Linked DNA regions of Homo sapiens: region 1 is linked to region 2. A link is a loop called in an ENCODE intact Hi-C map of the cell type or tissue named here. Cell type or tissue: chondrocyte. All regions are shown on one strand.

The links. Peaks named below come from ENCODE experiments on the same cell type or tissue, not always from the same donor. Only the 100,000 strongest peaks of a DNase experiment are listed, where the experiment ranks them.
Region 1: a loop joins it to region 2, with 4 times the contacts of the local background. A loop is called at or near these places in 3 of 110 quality-filtered maps.

What each region holds. Positions count from the first base shown.
Region 1 is chr6:151,330,201-151,338,200 of GRCh38, reverse strand. All of the region lies in intron 3 of AKAP12 (A-kinase anchoring protein 12), which reads right to left. Among named protein-coding and RNA genes, the nearest start is that of ZBTB2, 57 kb to the left of the region's middle. In chondrocyte, CTCF peaks have their summits at 2,939 and 3,172 (motif pointing right); no DNase peak of the experiment used is centred here.
Region 2 is chr6:151,472,977-151,480,976 of GRCh38, reverse strand. LOC124901434 (a long non-coding RNA gene) reads right to left here and starts at 6,950. Exons shown (of 2, transcript XR_007059815.1): 1 at 6,458-6,950; 2 at 1,855-3,654. In chondrocyte, CTCF peaks have their summits at 4,647 and 4,870 (motif pointing right); no DNase peak of the experiment used is centred here.

The sequences.
Region 1 (8,000 bases), 140 kb after region 2:
AAAAGTTCTGTAATAACGTAAATGTATGATATTGATAACTGTCAATAACTGTACTGTGGTTATGAAAGGGAATATCCCTATTCTTGGAGAATACACACTGAAATATTTAGGAGTAAAGGACCATGATGTATATAACTTACTTTCAAATGCTTCCCTAATTTTTTGAGACAAGGTGTCCCTCTATCGCCCAAGCAGGAGTACCATGGCGTCATCTTGGCTCACTGCAGCCTCCGCTTCCAGGGCTCAAGCGATTCTCCAGCCTCAGCCTCCCGAGTAGCTGGGACTACAGGTGTGAGCCACCAACTCCTGGCTAGTTTTTGTATTTTTAGTAGACACAGGGATTTTGCCATGGCTGGCCTTGAACTCCTGAGCTCAAAGCAATCCGCCTCAGTCTCCCAAAGTGCTGGGATTACAGGTGTGAGCCACTGTGCCCAGCCTTCTCCAGTGAATTTATTAATATATCTCATACCTACATGACTTATAACAGAAACCCGTGGACTGATGTTTGTTTTGTTTTCCCAACAAAAAGAAAGTAAATATAGCAAGCGAGGGAAAATGTTGACAATATCCCACTATTTGGGATAGGTGAATCTGAGTAAAGGGTATGGGTGTTCTCTGTATTCATTTTAGTTTTCCAACTTTCTGTATGTTTACAGTTATCTTTCTTTCTTTCTTTTTTTTTTTTTTTCGAGACGGAAACTCTTATTGCCCAGCCTGGAGTGCAATGGCGCGATCTCGGCTCACTGCAACCTCCGCCTCCTGGGTTCAAGCGATTCTTCTGTCCTAGCCTCCCAAGTAGCTGGGATTACAGGCGCCCGCCGCGACGCCCGGCTAATTTTTTGTATTTTTAGTAGAGACGGGGTTTCCACATCTCTACTAAACTGTAGAGACTGGTCTCGAACTCCTGACCTCAGGTGATCTACCCACCTTGGCCTCTCAAAGTGCTGGGATTACAGGTGTGAGCCACCGGACCTGGCCTGAAGTTATTTTTTTTAAAAAATCACTTGGAAGAATGCACTCGGAATTGCAGGTAACTACTAAAAATTATAGAAAACAACAAAATATAGAGTGATGATTTACCCAACCTGATTTTAGAGGAGGCTATCCGATATTTGCTTCACATTACATACCATAATATAAATTTTATCTACGTATTAAACAACAAGAAAACGACTTAACTTTCCCCCACCAAAGAGAGAAAAAAAATTCAGGCAGAGGGGAAGAAAATTAAAGAGCAGAAGTTCTGGGGACAGACTGGTGTTTAAATTTTAGCTGTACCACTTACTAGCACCGGGTCCTTGGGCAAAATCTCTGTTCTTAGACATTTCTCAAAAGAAGACATACAAACGGCAAAGAAACATACAAAAACATTCTCAGCATCACTAATTATCAGAGAAATGCAAATTAAAACCACAATCTTGCACCAGTCAGAATGGCTATTTATTATTTATTTATTTTGAGACAGAGTCTCGCTCTGTCGCCCAGGCTGGAGTGCAGTGGTGTGATCTCAGTTCCACTGCAACCTCCACCTCCTGGGTTCAAGCAATTCTGTCTCAGCCTCCCGAGTAGCTAGGATTACAGCCACATGCCACCGCGCCTGGCTAATTTTTATATTTTTAGTAGAGACGGGGTTTCACCATGTTGGCCATGTTGGTCTTGAACTGCTGACTTCAGGTGATCCACCTGCCTCAGCCTCCCAAAGTGCTGGGATTATAGATGTGAGCCACTGTGCCTAGCCAAAATAGCTATTATTAAAAAGTCAAAAAACAACAGATGTTCGCACAGATGTGGAGAAAAGGGAATATTTATACATTGCCAGTGGGAATGTAAATTAGTAAGAGAGCTATAGAAAACAATATGGAGATTTCTCAAGGAACAAAAAACAGAACTACCATTCCACACAGCAATCCCATTATTTGGCATCTACCCAAGAGAGATAAAATCAGTTTATCAAAAAGATGCCTGCACTTGTATGTTTCTTGCAGCACTATTCACACTAGCAAAGTCATGGAACCAACCCAAGTGTCCATCAAAGTTTGACTGGATAAAGAAAATGTGGTCCATATACACCATGGAATACTATGCAGCCATGAAAAAGAAGGAAATCATGTCCTTTGCAGCAACATGGAAGGATCTGGAGGCCATTATCCTAAGTAAAATAACTCAGAAACAGAAAGTAAAATGCTGCATATTCTCATAAATGGTAGCTAACCAATGAGTACACAGGGACATAAAGATGGAAATAATAGACACTGGGTACTCTAAAAGGGAGGGAGGGTGGAAGGGAAGTGAGAGTTGAAAAATAGTATTGAGTACAATGTTCACCACTCCGGTGACGGGTACACTAGAGCCCAAACCTCACCATTATGCAATATATCCAGGTAACAAACCTATATATGTATCCCCTGAATCTAAACGAAAAATAAGGCCAGGTGCAGTGGCTCACGGGGCTGTAATCCCAGCACTTTGGGAGGCCGAGGCAGGAGGATCGCTTTGGGGTCAGGAGTCTGAGACCAGCTTTGGGCAACACAGTCAAACCCCGTCTCTACTAAAAATACAAAAGTTAGCTGGGCGTGGTGGTGCATCTTATAATCCCAGCTACTTGAGAGGCTGAGGCAGGAGGATTGCTTGAACTTTCGAGGTGGAGGTGGCAATGAGTGGAGATCGTGCCACTGCACAGGTGACAGAGTGAGTCTCCATCTCAAAAACAAACAAACAAACAACAGTAAAAATAAAAATAAAATGAAAATCTCTGTTCTTAGTGTCCTCACCTATAACATAAGTCACTTACATTATAGGTGAGGACACTAAGGCTGGTTATGAGGATGAAGTATCAGTTGGCTTTCTATAAAAATAACAAAAACTTTAATATTTTTGCTTGTTTTCTTCAGAATAGAACGACTTATTTTACTTTTTGCCAATTCCAAACATAATCAGTATAAATTGTAGAAGACTTTAAAATACAGAGAATAGGGAAAATTTTTCATAAGTACAACATCCAGATAATCACTATTTGTGTTGTTTTCTGAATAAAGTCTTCAAAACTAAGACCTAATGGCTGCACAATTTGTTTTTCTGTCCCCATGGTTAGATAATGTCCAATTTTCACCATCACGCTTTGTCAAAAACATTCCCGAGTATAAAATCATTGTCCAAATGCCTGAATGAGTTTTGGACAGAAGAGGGCAGTATTGAACAGCTTTCAGCTCTGCTGAACCAGAAAGCTCTTGATTTTCAGGACCAGAAGTCACTGAAAATCGCCAATACAAAATGTTGAAGGCCGGGCGCGGCGGTTCACGCCTGTAATCCCAGCACTCTAGGAGGCCGAGGCGGGCAGATCACGAGGTCAGGAGATCAAGACCATCCTGGCTACCACGGAGAAACCCCGTCTCTACTAAAAAAATACAAAAAATCAGCCGAACATGGTGGCGGGCGCCTGTAGTCCCAGCTACTCGGGAGGCTGAGGCAGGAGAATGGCGTGAACCCGGGAGGCGGAGCTTGCCGTGAGCCGAGATCGCGCCACTGCACTCCAGCCTGGGCGACAGAGCAAGACTCCGTCTCAAAGAAAAAAAAAAAAAGTTGAGATGCACTCTTTTTTATTTTTTTGAGACGGAGTCTTGCTCTGTCGCCCAGGCTGGAGTACAGTGGCATGATGTCAGCTCTCTGCAGCCTCTGCCTCCAGGGTTCCAGCGATTCTCCTGCCTCAGCCTCCTGAGTAGCTGGGACTACAGGCACTCACCACCACGCCCCGCTAAATATTTCTATCTTTAGTAGAGATGGGGTTTAGCCATGTTGGCCAGGCTGGTCTCGAACTCCTGACCTCAGGTGATCCACCTGCCTCGGCCTCTGAAAGTGTTGGGATTACAGGCGTGAGCCACCGCTCCCAGCTGAGATGCACTTTCAAATCTTGTGAAGCTGAATGTGACATTGTGCCTATTTTTTACCACCCTGACTTCCTGCATCAACATTTCAAGGGGAGAAAAGGAGCACATAATAGTATGTCTCAAGTTAACTCCCTATCTTCTAGTTTTCTTTATTTGCACCATGTAAAGATGCAGATCCCTTTTCTGTTTTTGTTTTGTGTTTGTTTTTGTAGAGATGGAGGAACTGGCTATGTTGCCCAGGCTGGTCTTGAACTCCTGGCTTCAAGTGATCCTCCCACCTCAGCCTCCCAAAGTGCTGGGATTACAGACATAAGCCACAGAGCCTGGCCAGATGCAGGTCCTTTACCCCAAGTATGGGTCAAAGGTGGCCAGGACCCTTCTTCCTGTGCTGACCTCCCCCTCCTCACCTCCTCTTCTTCACTTTTTTCGCTTTCCCCAGCCCAACTGTACATGACACACCAAAATCACCCCCACATTTCCCAGGTTCTTGCTGCAGGTAAAGAGTCCCAAACAAGACCACCATCATTCCCTTCTAGTTTGTGGTGAGCAGAAACCTTTCATTTTTTTTTTTTTTTTTGAAGTCACAGTCTTGCTCTGTTGCCCAGGCTAGAGTGCAGTGGTGCGATCTCGACTGCAGCCTCCACCTCCCGGGTTCAAGCAATTTTCCTGCCTCAGCCTCCCGAGTAGCTGGGACCACAGGCGCCCGCCACCATGCCCAGCTAATTTTTAGTAGAAACAGAGTTTCGCCATGTTGGCCAGATTGGTCTCAAACTCCTGACCTCAGGTGATCCGCTCATGTCGGCCTCCCAAAGTGCTGGGATTACAGGCGTGAGCCACTGCGCCCGGCCTGAGAAAGTATTTTTACATGCTCCCTGCATGCTGGTTGTGAATGAGTTAAAGACTGTAGCTTAGTGAACACAGCGGGAGGCTGTTAAATGCATTATAAAATAGCCTAAAAGATGTGGGGGCGGCAGGCAGGAGAGGCTCAGACCAGAGGCTCAACCCACTCCCACTGCTGGGAGTGAAGGGAGTGATTGATAAGAGGCCTCTAAAAATAATGGAGGGGGCTTCCAGGACAGGCAGCCAGTGCTAACCCGTGCAGGCCTGGCACAGTGGAATCCATTCACAACCACCCTTCATCACAGCTTTCCGTTAGGGCGCTTCTTTTAATTCAAAACTCCTATGGAATTTTCATCTGCCTTAGATTTGTCCGACTGGCTACAAAGAGGAAAACCAAAAAGCTCCATCTTTGATTTGGGATCACTGATATGTGGATGTACTTTTTGGTGCCCCTAAAACCTCCTCTGATTTTGGAGTGGTCTTTTCCACACAATGTATAGTTTTTTAACTCATGTGTGATTGAATGACCCCGCCATTTTTAAACACGCTGCTATCCGCCCAAGTCTCTCCCATGCCCAGAAAGCCCAGTCGTGGTGCTCACGTACTCACTGGTGCTGAGGTTCGGCCAGAAACAATTCCAGCATCCCACTAGGTCACAAAGATGGCCAAAATGTTAAAGGGAGTGGTCGGTGTGTCCCCCGTAGAAGCCTCTGGAGCCCGAATTCACAGGCACCTCCGTCTTCGTACTGTCCTGCTAGTCACTGGTCTTTTCCCACCCTGTAGACACTTCAAAGCGCAGGAAAAAGACTAATCCTTCCAACAGGCCACATACCCATGTGTGATACAGTCTTGTATTGACAGGGCTTTCGACATCAACCATTAGTGAAACAACATCATCCATGCCTTGTTTCTCAAGAGAATATTACTACAGAAACCAAATATTTCTATACCCTTCTTCTGGGTGGAGACACCTAATCACATGCTTGTGTGAGACAGGGTCAATATGCTGAAAACATTACTTGGAAAAGATATGATAATTTTAAAGAAGATGTAGAGAAAGCTTTCATTCACTTAATTTTCTGAATATACCCAAGAAGGAGGGATCTCTGCATGGATATAGTGCATATAAGATGCAGGGCTGGGCCGGGCGCGGTGGCTCACGTCTGTAATCCCAGCACTTTGGGAGGCCGAGGCGGGCGGATCACGAGGTCAGGAGATCGAGACCATCCTGGCTAACACGGTGAAACCCCATCTCTACTAAAAATACAAAAATTTAGCCAGATGTGGTGGCGGGCGCCTGTAATCCCAGCTACTCAGGAGGCTGAGGCAGGAGAATCATTTGAACCTGGGAGGCGGAGGCTGCAGTGAGCTGAGATCATGCCACTGCACTCCAGCAGCCTGGCAACAGAGCGAGACTGTCTCAAAAAAAAAAAAAAAAAAAAACAGACCCAGAACTGGACGTGCTACTCAGTAGGGTCCCAGCTACTTGGGAGGCTGAGACAGGAGGATCGTTGAGCCCAGGAGTTCCAGGCTGCAGTGAGCTATGATCGTGCTACTAGTACTCCAAAACAAAACTTTTTTTTTTTTTTTTTGAGACGGAGTCTCGCTCTGTCGTCCAGGCTGGAGTGCGTTGGTGCAATCTTGGCTTACTGCCAGCTCCACCTCCCAGGTTCATGCCATTCTCCTGCCTCAGCCTCCCGAGTAGCTGGGACTACAGGTGCCTGCCACCACGCCCGGCTAATTTTTTGTATTTTTAGTAGAGATGGGGTTTCACCATGTTAGCCAGGATGGTCTCGATCTCCTTACCTCGTGATCTACCCACCTCGGCCTCCCAAAGTGCTGGGATTACAGGCGTGAGCCACCGCACCCGGCCAAAACTTTTAAAAAGATGCAGTAAAAATAAAGGCTGGATATGGATGAAGCTACTTCATGCTACAACATTCCGGAAGGAAAAATAACTTGAAGTTATCACTGCCAAGCGAGACCTTGGGTAGGCTTTTGCTTTATGTTTTTCTAAGATAAATGAAAGTTATCCTTAATAATAAGTGTGGAAAGTGAAATAGAGGAGATACTTCCTGGACTGAACACCTCTCACCCTATTTTTAAGAGTATAAACTATTCTCAATTACAACATTATAAAAAAAATTATAACACTTATTCAATAATAACAAACTAGGTGCTTTTTAATATTTTAAACAGCTTTGTCATAACAAGCCCCTTCAAGGTTAAAAAAAAAAGTCCTATGGAATATTAACGGAGTCAAATAAATGTGAAAATATATGAAAAGTTACATCTTTAGTGATGTAGTAAGAAATCAAAACTTGAAATCATTTCATGTACAAAAACCTCACTTGGGCCAAGAATTACTGAAGTGTTTCACACTGAGGTGTTGTTACCTGCTATTAACCTGGGTTTATCTCCAGATAAATGTTCTGTGAATCCCGATTTATAAAATCAGTCTCCAGGTCTATAACGTGTATGTGCAAATACACATTTTCCTTTCGAAAATCTCCATAATCTCCCCGTCCCCAAAGCTGCAAACGCTCCATGATCCCAAGAAGGGCTAAGCTACAGTGGTCCCTGCTGGCTATGTGTTCCCCATCCGCAAGCTCCATATAATGTAGAGACAGCCCGTGTGTTCAAAACCTGGAGCATCATCTTTTTTTTCTCACTTTTCCAAATACTTAGCGATTAAGAGATAAATTATAAATTGTTTTCTTTTAGAGGCTTAAAAGAAAAAAAAACTTTAAAGGAATATGTTGATTATATACTACAAAATATTAATGTTTTTATCCAAAACTTAGCTATCAGGTTTCAGTGACACCAGCACCATCATTTTTGGTTGAGAAAAAGAAGTACGATACTGCAGAAACGACATGTTCATTTTTCAGGCTGAGAATCACCAGTGCTCCCCATCCCCAGGCACATCAGGACGGCTTACAGTAACATCTGGAACTAGTTATCTTTCCCCCAAGATTCGTAGCATTGTCCTGGAATTTTTCCAGGAATTCTCTGCATTCTAAGTCCATCCCTTATAGGCTACACACCCAATCTCCCTTGTTCTAAAGCTCATTAACCAGAAAACCTCCAAGCGGAGATATATGCAAATTCATAAAAGCAAGGATCCCATACTGGAGCATATAGGTGACATCATCATTGGACCTGGTGTGTTTTTTGGGGGGTGGGGTAGGGACAGGGTCTTGCTCTGTTGCTCAGGCTGGAATTCAGTGGTGCAAGTGATTCTCCTACCTCAGCTTCCCAAGTGACTGGGACTAC
Region 2 (8,000 bases):
GCTGGGACCCCTTGACCTTGTTCAAATACAGGTTCTGCCATTTGTTACCACTGGCAAGTGTCTTATTCTGAGTCGTGTTATTTCATGTGTAAAATGCAGTAAATAGAGCATTGCATCCAGACACGAAAACCTCCAAAGGAAGAAGGGGGATGTCTCTTCATAAGCTGTTTTGTAAGAGCAAGATGATGTTTCCCAGAAGCATCCAGTGACCTTGCCTCACCTTGGCTAGAACTGCATCCCACCCGTAAAGCAATCATTGGGAAGCGGGGGTGGTATCAACACGGGGAAGGATCCCCAGACAAGATGGTGTCTGCGCCAGCAAAAGACAAAGAAAAAGACTTTTGTATAGTCATTCAACAATGTTCGCTTCAATTTCTACCCTTGGAGTCCTGCTGCTAGGCCAGACCCCTCAATGCTACAAAATACTCCTCCATTCCATGAAGAATTTCTATATATAGTGTCAACAGTCTACAATGTGAAATTTTTTCAATGGATTATTATTTTATTTTTTTTTTGAGACAGAGTCTCACTCTGTCGCCCAGGCTGGAGTGCAATGGCGCAATCTCAGCTCACTGCAACCTCTGCCTCCCAGGTTCAAGTGATTCTCCTGCCTCAGCCTCCCCAGTAGCTGGGATTCCAGGCGCACACCACCACACCTGGCTAATTTTTGTATTTTTAGTAGAGACGGGCTTTCATCATGTTGGCCAGTCTGGTCTCAAACTCCTGACCTCGTGATCCATTCGCCTTAGCCTTCCAAAGTGCTGGGATTACAGGCGTGAGCCACCATGCCCGGCCAATGGATTCTTTTACCTGAAAATAAGTTCTAGCCTTTGGTTCTTCCTTACTAATACATTTAATTATATCTTCACGATTTGTCTTATAGAAACCATTTTAAACTTCCCATAAAAGCAGTAAACTTGCAAAAGTGTGTTGTTGTATAAGAGATACCACCAACTGGCCGGGCGCAGTGGCTCACGCCTGTAATCCCAGCACTTTGGGAGGCCAAGACGGGCAGATCACAAGATCAGGAGTTCAAGACCAGCCTGACCAACATGGTGAAACCCTGTCTTTACTAAAAATACAAAAATTAGCTGGGCGTGGTGGCGCGCGCCTGTAATCCCAGCTACTCAGGAGGCTGAGGCAGGAGAATCTCTTGGACCTGGGAGGCAGACGTTGCAGTGAGTGGAGATTGTGCCACTGCACTCCAGCCTGGGCGACAAAGCGAGACTCCATCTTGGGGAAAAAAAAAAGGAGAGAGAGAGATACCACCAACCTGCCCAATGTGGAGGTGGGAGTCATCACTTTATGGATGGAAGTCAAGATGGGACTTAGCCAATACTTCAATGAGTTCAACAGATTAGCAGAGAGAAAAAGTAGAGTTTTCCATGAAGAAAAAAAATGACATAAGCTAAGTAGGAAGAAGGAAGTAGAATTTTCTACAAAGATAAAGTGCCAACTTTTGTGCAAGGTCAAATAGGATTGCTTGGTGCATGGCAAAAAGCACAAGCAATTAGATCCTAAAATCACACACAGAGCTAAAAGTGAGTTTTCTGCTTATATATAAGAACATTAAGTAGCAAAATGAATGAAAAGCTAGCTAGATTTTGTGACCTATCTTCAAATTACATACTTATTTAGTAACAGAGCTGGGACTGGAAGGACGCTTGCCCAAGTTATTGACTCTTTGAATTCATCTCAATAATGGAAGTGGCTGATGAGTCTTCTCCAAGACCACAATTATTTGGATTTCAGTGGTTCAAATCACATTCCATTTGAGAAATGATGAGAAAAAATAAAAAATAAAAATGGAAAATTAATGCATACTTTTACAGATTCATGTGAAGTTGGACCTCATTTAGTTTTAAACAGTTTATCAGTAATGTTATCAAAGATAAGGCAGGAATTAGATTGATTTATACAAGTAGAATTTTGGATTTCAAGTTGAGAGCAAAACACAAATTTTCTATCATCCATTTGGTTAGAAGAGTGAGCCAGTGCGTCCTGGTCAAATCATTTCCACCTGTTCACAAAAACCATTTCCCTCCAAAATCTTACTCACTGGCTTCCAGCTGCTTGGTGGCCCGAAACGTCCTTTTCAATTGTAAAAATCCTCTTAATAATAGGTTAAGGATGACTCAATCCTTGTACACATGTGAAATCTTCTGTTTCTTTTAAAGATCTTTTGACGGCATGGAGCTGGACAAGAAAGGCTTCGCATTAAGTGAAATTTGAGATGGAAAGAAAAAAGTACACTATAATGCATCTCCTCTTTGATTCAAAAAATTAAATAAATGGGATGGGCGCAGTGGCTCACTCCTGTAATCCCAACACTTTGGGAGGCCGAGGCAGGTGGATCACGAGGTCAGAAGTTCAAGACAAGCCTGACCAACATGGTGAAACCCCGTCTCTACTAAAAATACAAAAATTAGCCAGATGTGGTGGCGCTTGCCTGTAGCCCCAGCTACTCAGGGGGCTGAGGCAGAATAATCGCTTGAACCCAGGAGGCGGAGGTTGCAGTGAGCCGAGATCGCGCCACTGCACTCCAGCCTGGGTGACAAAGCAAGACTCCGTCTCATAAATAAATAAATAAATAAATAAATAAAATCAGTCATGCCTTTCATCAACTTTGTGAAAAGGAAAGAGAATTGGGGGAAAAGGAAAAAAAAAAACAGAGCACATGTTCATAACTGTTTTTGTGCCATGGACTCCTCCAAATAAAGTGTGTAAATGCCTTAAATAAACAACGCAAAGGGAAATTTTACATAGAAATAGTTAACAAAACATTAAAAACAAAAATCTGTGGCCAGGTGTGGTGGCTCACACCTGTAATCCAGCACTTTGGTAGGCCGAGGCAAGTGGATCCACCTGAAGCCAGGAGCTTGAGACCAGCCTGGCCAGCACGGTAAAACCCTGTCTCAACTAAAAATACAAAATTAGCCGGGCATGGTGGCCAGCACCTGTAATCCCAGCTACTCGAGAGGCTCAGGCAGGAGAATTGCTTGAACCAGGAGGCAGAAGTTGCAGTGAGCCGAGATCGCGCCGCTGCACCCCAGCCGGAGCGACAGAACGAGACTTTGTCTCAAAATAAATAAATAAATAAATAAAAACGAGAGGAAAAAGCAGTTTCCCTCCCCATGATAAACAGTTACTTGATATTGACAACTTGGGGCTATGAGTCTAATGCAAACACTATTCTAGGTGGACTAGAGTAACCGGGTGGCTCTTAATAATTAGCAGTATCTGAAGACTTTAGTTGTCCGAAGATGTTCGTTTCAGTTTTTTTTCTAATACCAAAATTTTTGAATAATCTATATAGCAAAATAAACTATGATCTAGTCATATGATGAATGTAGCCATTTAAAAATCACATTCTTGGCCTGGGCACGGTGGCTCATGCCTGTAATCCTAGCACTTTGGGAGGCTAAGGCAGGAGGATCGCTTGAGCCCAGGAGTTAGAGACAAGTCTGGGCAACATAGGAAGACGCCGTATTTGCCAAAAATACAAAAATTAGCCAGGTGTAGTGGCAGGTGTCTGTAGTCCCAGCTACTCGGGAGGCTGAGGTGGGAGGATCTCTTGAGCCTGGGAGGTGGTAGTTGCAGAGAGCCATGATCGTGCTACTGCACTCCAGCCTGGGCAACAGAGCCAGGACCTGTCTCAAAAAAAAAATAAATAAATAAATACATTTTTGAAGAATTTTTAACAAATGGAAAATTGATTATAATATTGAAGGAACAAAGCAGTCTTTAAAGAAGCATACACTTATCAAAAACTCTCGGGCCGGGCGCGGTGGCTCACGCCTGTAACTCCAGCACTTTGGGAGGCTGAGGCGGGTGGATCACCTGAGGTTAGGCGTTCAAGAACAGCCTGACCAACATGGTGAAACCCCATCTCTACTAAAAATACACAATTAGCTGGGCACAGTGGCGCATGCCTGTAATCCCAGCTACTCAGGAGGCTGAGGCAGGAGAATCGTTTGAACCCAGGAGGTGGAGGTTGCAGTGTGCCAAGACTGCGCCACTGCACTCCAGCCTGGGCAACAAGAGTGAAACTCCATCTCAAAAAAAAAAAAAAAAAAAAAAGGAAAAAAGAAAAAAGAAAACCCTCAATTATATAAAATATATATTCCTTTGTTCATTCAACAAGTACTATTGATCTCCTTATATATGTCAGGCTTTCCAACAGATCCACTTTATCCTTCAGAGTTCAATTTAAATAGCATCAGCACAGAGTTTTAAAGAAATATTTCAAGGCCAGGCATGATGGCTCATGCCTGTAATCCCAGCACTTTGGGAGGCCGAGGTGGGTGGATCACTTGAGTTCAGGGGTTCGAGACCAGCCTCACCAACATGGTGAAACCCCGTCTCTACTAAAAATACAAAAAAAAAAAAAAAATTAGCCAAGTGTGGTGGCGCATGCCTGTAATCCCAGCTACTCGGGGGGCTGAGGCAGGAGAATCGCTTGAACCCGGGAGGCAGAGGTTGCAATGAGCCTAAATCACACCATTGCACTCCAGCCTGGGTGACAAAGCTAGACTCCATCTCAAAAAACAAAGCAAAACAAAACAAGAAATATTTCAAACACTGGACTGCATTACCTATCAATCAGTCATTCATTGAGCAACTACTGTGTTCAATTGTGTGTAGGACAAATACACAGAAGATACAGGTGGTGGCTGCCCCAAGAAATGTAAGATTAGTGGGAATCGACAAGTTAGAAGTGTCTTCTGTATGAACTGATGTTCCCTTTTATTTTCTAAAAGGTTTAAAAATGGGGTGAAGTAATAGTAAATAAACTGAAAACGAAAAACGTGCCACACCAAAGAAAAGCAAAATGGGAAAAAAAATCGGGTTTTACAGAATATTCAGGTGGCCACTAGGGGGTGCCAGAATGTTAATACCTTTCAGCAAGTTTCCAGTTTCCCTCGGGTAATTTGAGTTTGGGATTCAATGTAGTTTAAATTGACCGGAATTAACGTTTCTTTTTCCAGCAAAATGGTAAGAATGTGACTCAGGTCACATAGTTCACAGTAGACTGGTGCTATGATTTGAATCTATCCCCTCCAAAATTCATGTGTTGAAACTGGTGGCCAATAGGGTGATATTAATAGGCGGGGCCTTTAAGAGGTGATTAGGTCAGGAGGGATCCTCCTTCACAGATGGGTTTCAGACTCGTCACGCGGCATTCAGCTCCCTTGCCCGTCCGCCTTCTCCACGTGAGGACACTGTGTTCCTCCCCTCCTCCAGAAGATGCAGCAAGAAGGCACCATCTTGGAAGCTGAGACCAGGACCTCACCAGTCCACAAACCTGCTGGCACCTTGATCTTGGACTCCCAGCCTCCAGAACTATGAGAAATAAATTTCTGTCGTTTTTAAACTACCTAGTCTCAGGTATTTTGTTATAGTGGCACCAATGGACTAAGACAATCAAGAATTAGAAATCAAGTATTTATGAGTCTCACGCCATTATTTAGTACCAGGGTCATATTGCTATGCAGAAAAAAAAAAAATCTCCTGGCGGGGCACAGTGGCTCACGCCTGTAATCCCAGCACTTTGGGAGGCCGAGGAGGGTAGATTACCTGAGGTCAGGAGTTCGAGACCAGCCTGGCCAACATGGCGAAACCCTGTCTCTACTAAAATACAAAAATTAGCCGGGCATAGTGGCAGGCACCTGTAATCCCAGCTACTCGGGAGGCTGAGGCAGGAGAATCGCTTGAACCTGGGAGGCAGAGGTTGCAATGAACCGAGATTGTGCCATTGCACTCCAGCCTGGGGGACAAGAGGGAAACTCCGTCTCAAAACAAAACAAAACAAAACAAAAAAACCTCCTATCCATCTAACAGGAACCAATTAGTAAACTAAACAAACAAAAACCCCACAAAAAGTAAAACGACAACAAGAACAAAACCAACCAACCAAACAAAACTTAGAAGTTCGAAAAATACTTAAGAATTAAAAAAAAAAAAAAAAAAAAAGGCTGGATATAGGCACATGCCTGTAATCCCAGCACTTTGGGAGGTTGAGGCAGTAGTCTCGTTTGAGCCCAGTAGTTTGAGACCAGCCTGGGCAACGAAGTGAGACCTCATCTCTACAAAAAAAATTTTAAATTAGCCAGGCATTGTGGTGCACACTTGTAGTCTCAGCTACTTGGAAGGCTGAGGTGGGAAGATCACTTGAGCCTAGGAGGTCGAGGCTGCTGTGAGTGCCTGAGCGAGAGAGCGAGACCTCGTCTCAAAAAAAAAAAAAAAAAAAAGTTTTAATGATATGATTCTGCTTTTTTATCTTAGAAATGTAAAAAAAAAAAGTATGTCTATACATAAAGAAGAACTTAGCAATATATACATCAAATCTTAACAGGGGTATTTGGAGATGGTGTTACCACTGTTGTTGTTTTTCTGAGTTTTCTTTTCCTCTGCTGTATTCATTTGCTGCAATTTCAAGATATCACTTAATACTTACCAGGAGTGTCAGACATGGCATGAGCACTTTATCTAGGTAATGACATGAATGCATAGAAGTGTTCAAAGTCTTCTCCACTCTCAATCTAGCAAAAAAAAAAAGAGGGTAGAGACAAAAAGAGGAAAAAAGACATTTTGTGGCAGATGTTCTGGAATAAGGCTTAGTGGGAGTTTGGGCAGAGGGCTGTGTTAGAAAAATGATTGGGAGAGGAAATTTTAACAGCAACTTTGAACTACATTTTCAATACACTCTGGGGTTTTCTTAAAATGCAAATAAAGGTTTAAACTGTGTTGCTTTTTGTGGCTGGTGCGTTTTCTTTTATAGAAACATGACCTTGAGAATAAGCAACTCGGATTTTGGCTTTATAAAGGTTCAAAAACATTACTGCATTTTATCAAACACAAACACTGCCTCAAATTAGTACGAAAAGTTGGACCATGGCTGGGCGCGGTGGCTCACGGCTGTAATCCCAGCACTTTGGGAGGCCAAGGTGGGCAGATCACCTGAGATCAGGAGTTCTAGACCAGCCTGGCCAACGTGGTGAAACCCTGTTTCTACTAAAAATACAAAAAAAAAATTAGCGGAGCGTGGTGGCGTGCACCTGTAGTCCCAGCTATTTGGGGAGGCTGAAGCAGGAGAATCACTTGAACCCAGAGGCAGAGGTTGCAGTGAGCCGAGATTATGCCACTGCACTCCAGCCTAGGTGACAGAGCAAGACTCCTTCTCAAAAAAAAAAAAAAAAGGAAAAGAAAAGAAAAGCTGGATCATGCCAACAAATCTTGTCCACTTGCTGTTAAATAAAAACACCATTCTCTGCATAATTATTTACCTGCCCTTCATCTACATTTTCATCCTAATATACCTACAATACTGGATCTACGTCTTGATAAAAATGTATTGCATGAAATTTATAAGCTACACTTACTTCATATGTAGGTGTGGTAGCAGTTAAGAAACAATTAAAGATGCTATTTTGGGAAGGCTACTCAGCTCTTCAGTGGAAAACCCATTCACACCCCATTGCAGAACCTCAGCTTTCTCACTGTGCTCGTCTACACCCATACTAAACATGTGTAGGCCACATTTGCTCAGGTGGAAACAAGAGTGTTGGAAGCAGGATGGGGGGAGTGTTGACGGGGGTTGAGAGAAGGTTGGCAGTCCCTCACTTTAGAGACCCTTAAGAGGAGTTTAAGCAGCTCCAACACCAATGTTTTGCAATAAAAGTATTTATCCAAATTTAAAACGTTTGTGCTGCAAACTGATACCATCAAGAAATTGATAAGACAACACACAGAATTGGAGAAAATATTTATAAGTCATATGTCCAATAAGAGACCTGTATCCAGAAAATATATATATATATTATTTATACATATAGTTGTTGTTGTTGAAACGGAGTCTCGCTCTTATCGCCCAGGCTGGAGTGCAGTGGCATGATCTTGGCTCACTGCAGCCTCGGCCTCCCAGGTTCCAGCGATTCTCTTGCCTCAGCCTCCTGAGTAGCTGGGACTATAGGCATGCGCCACCGCGCCCAGCTAATTTT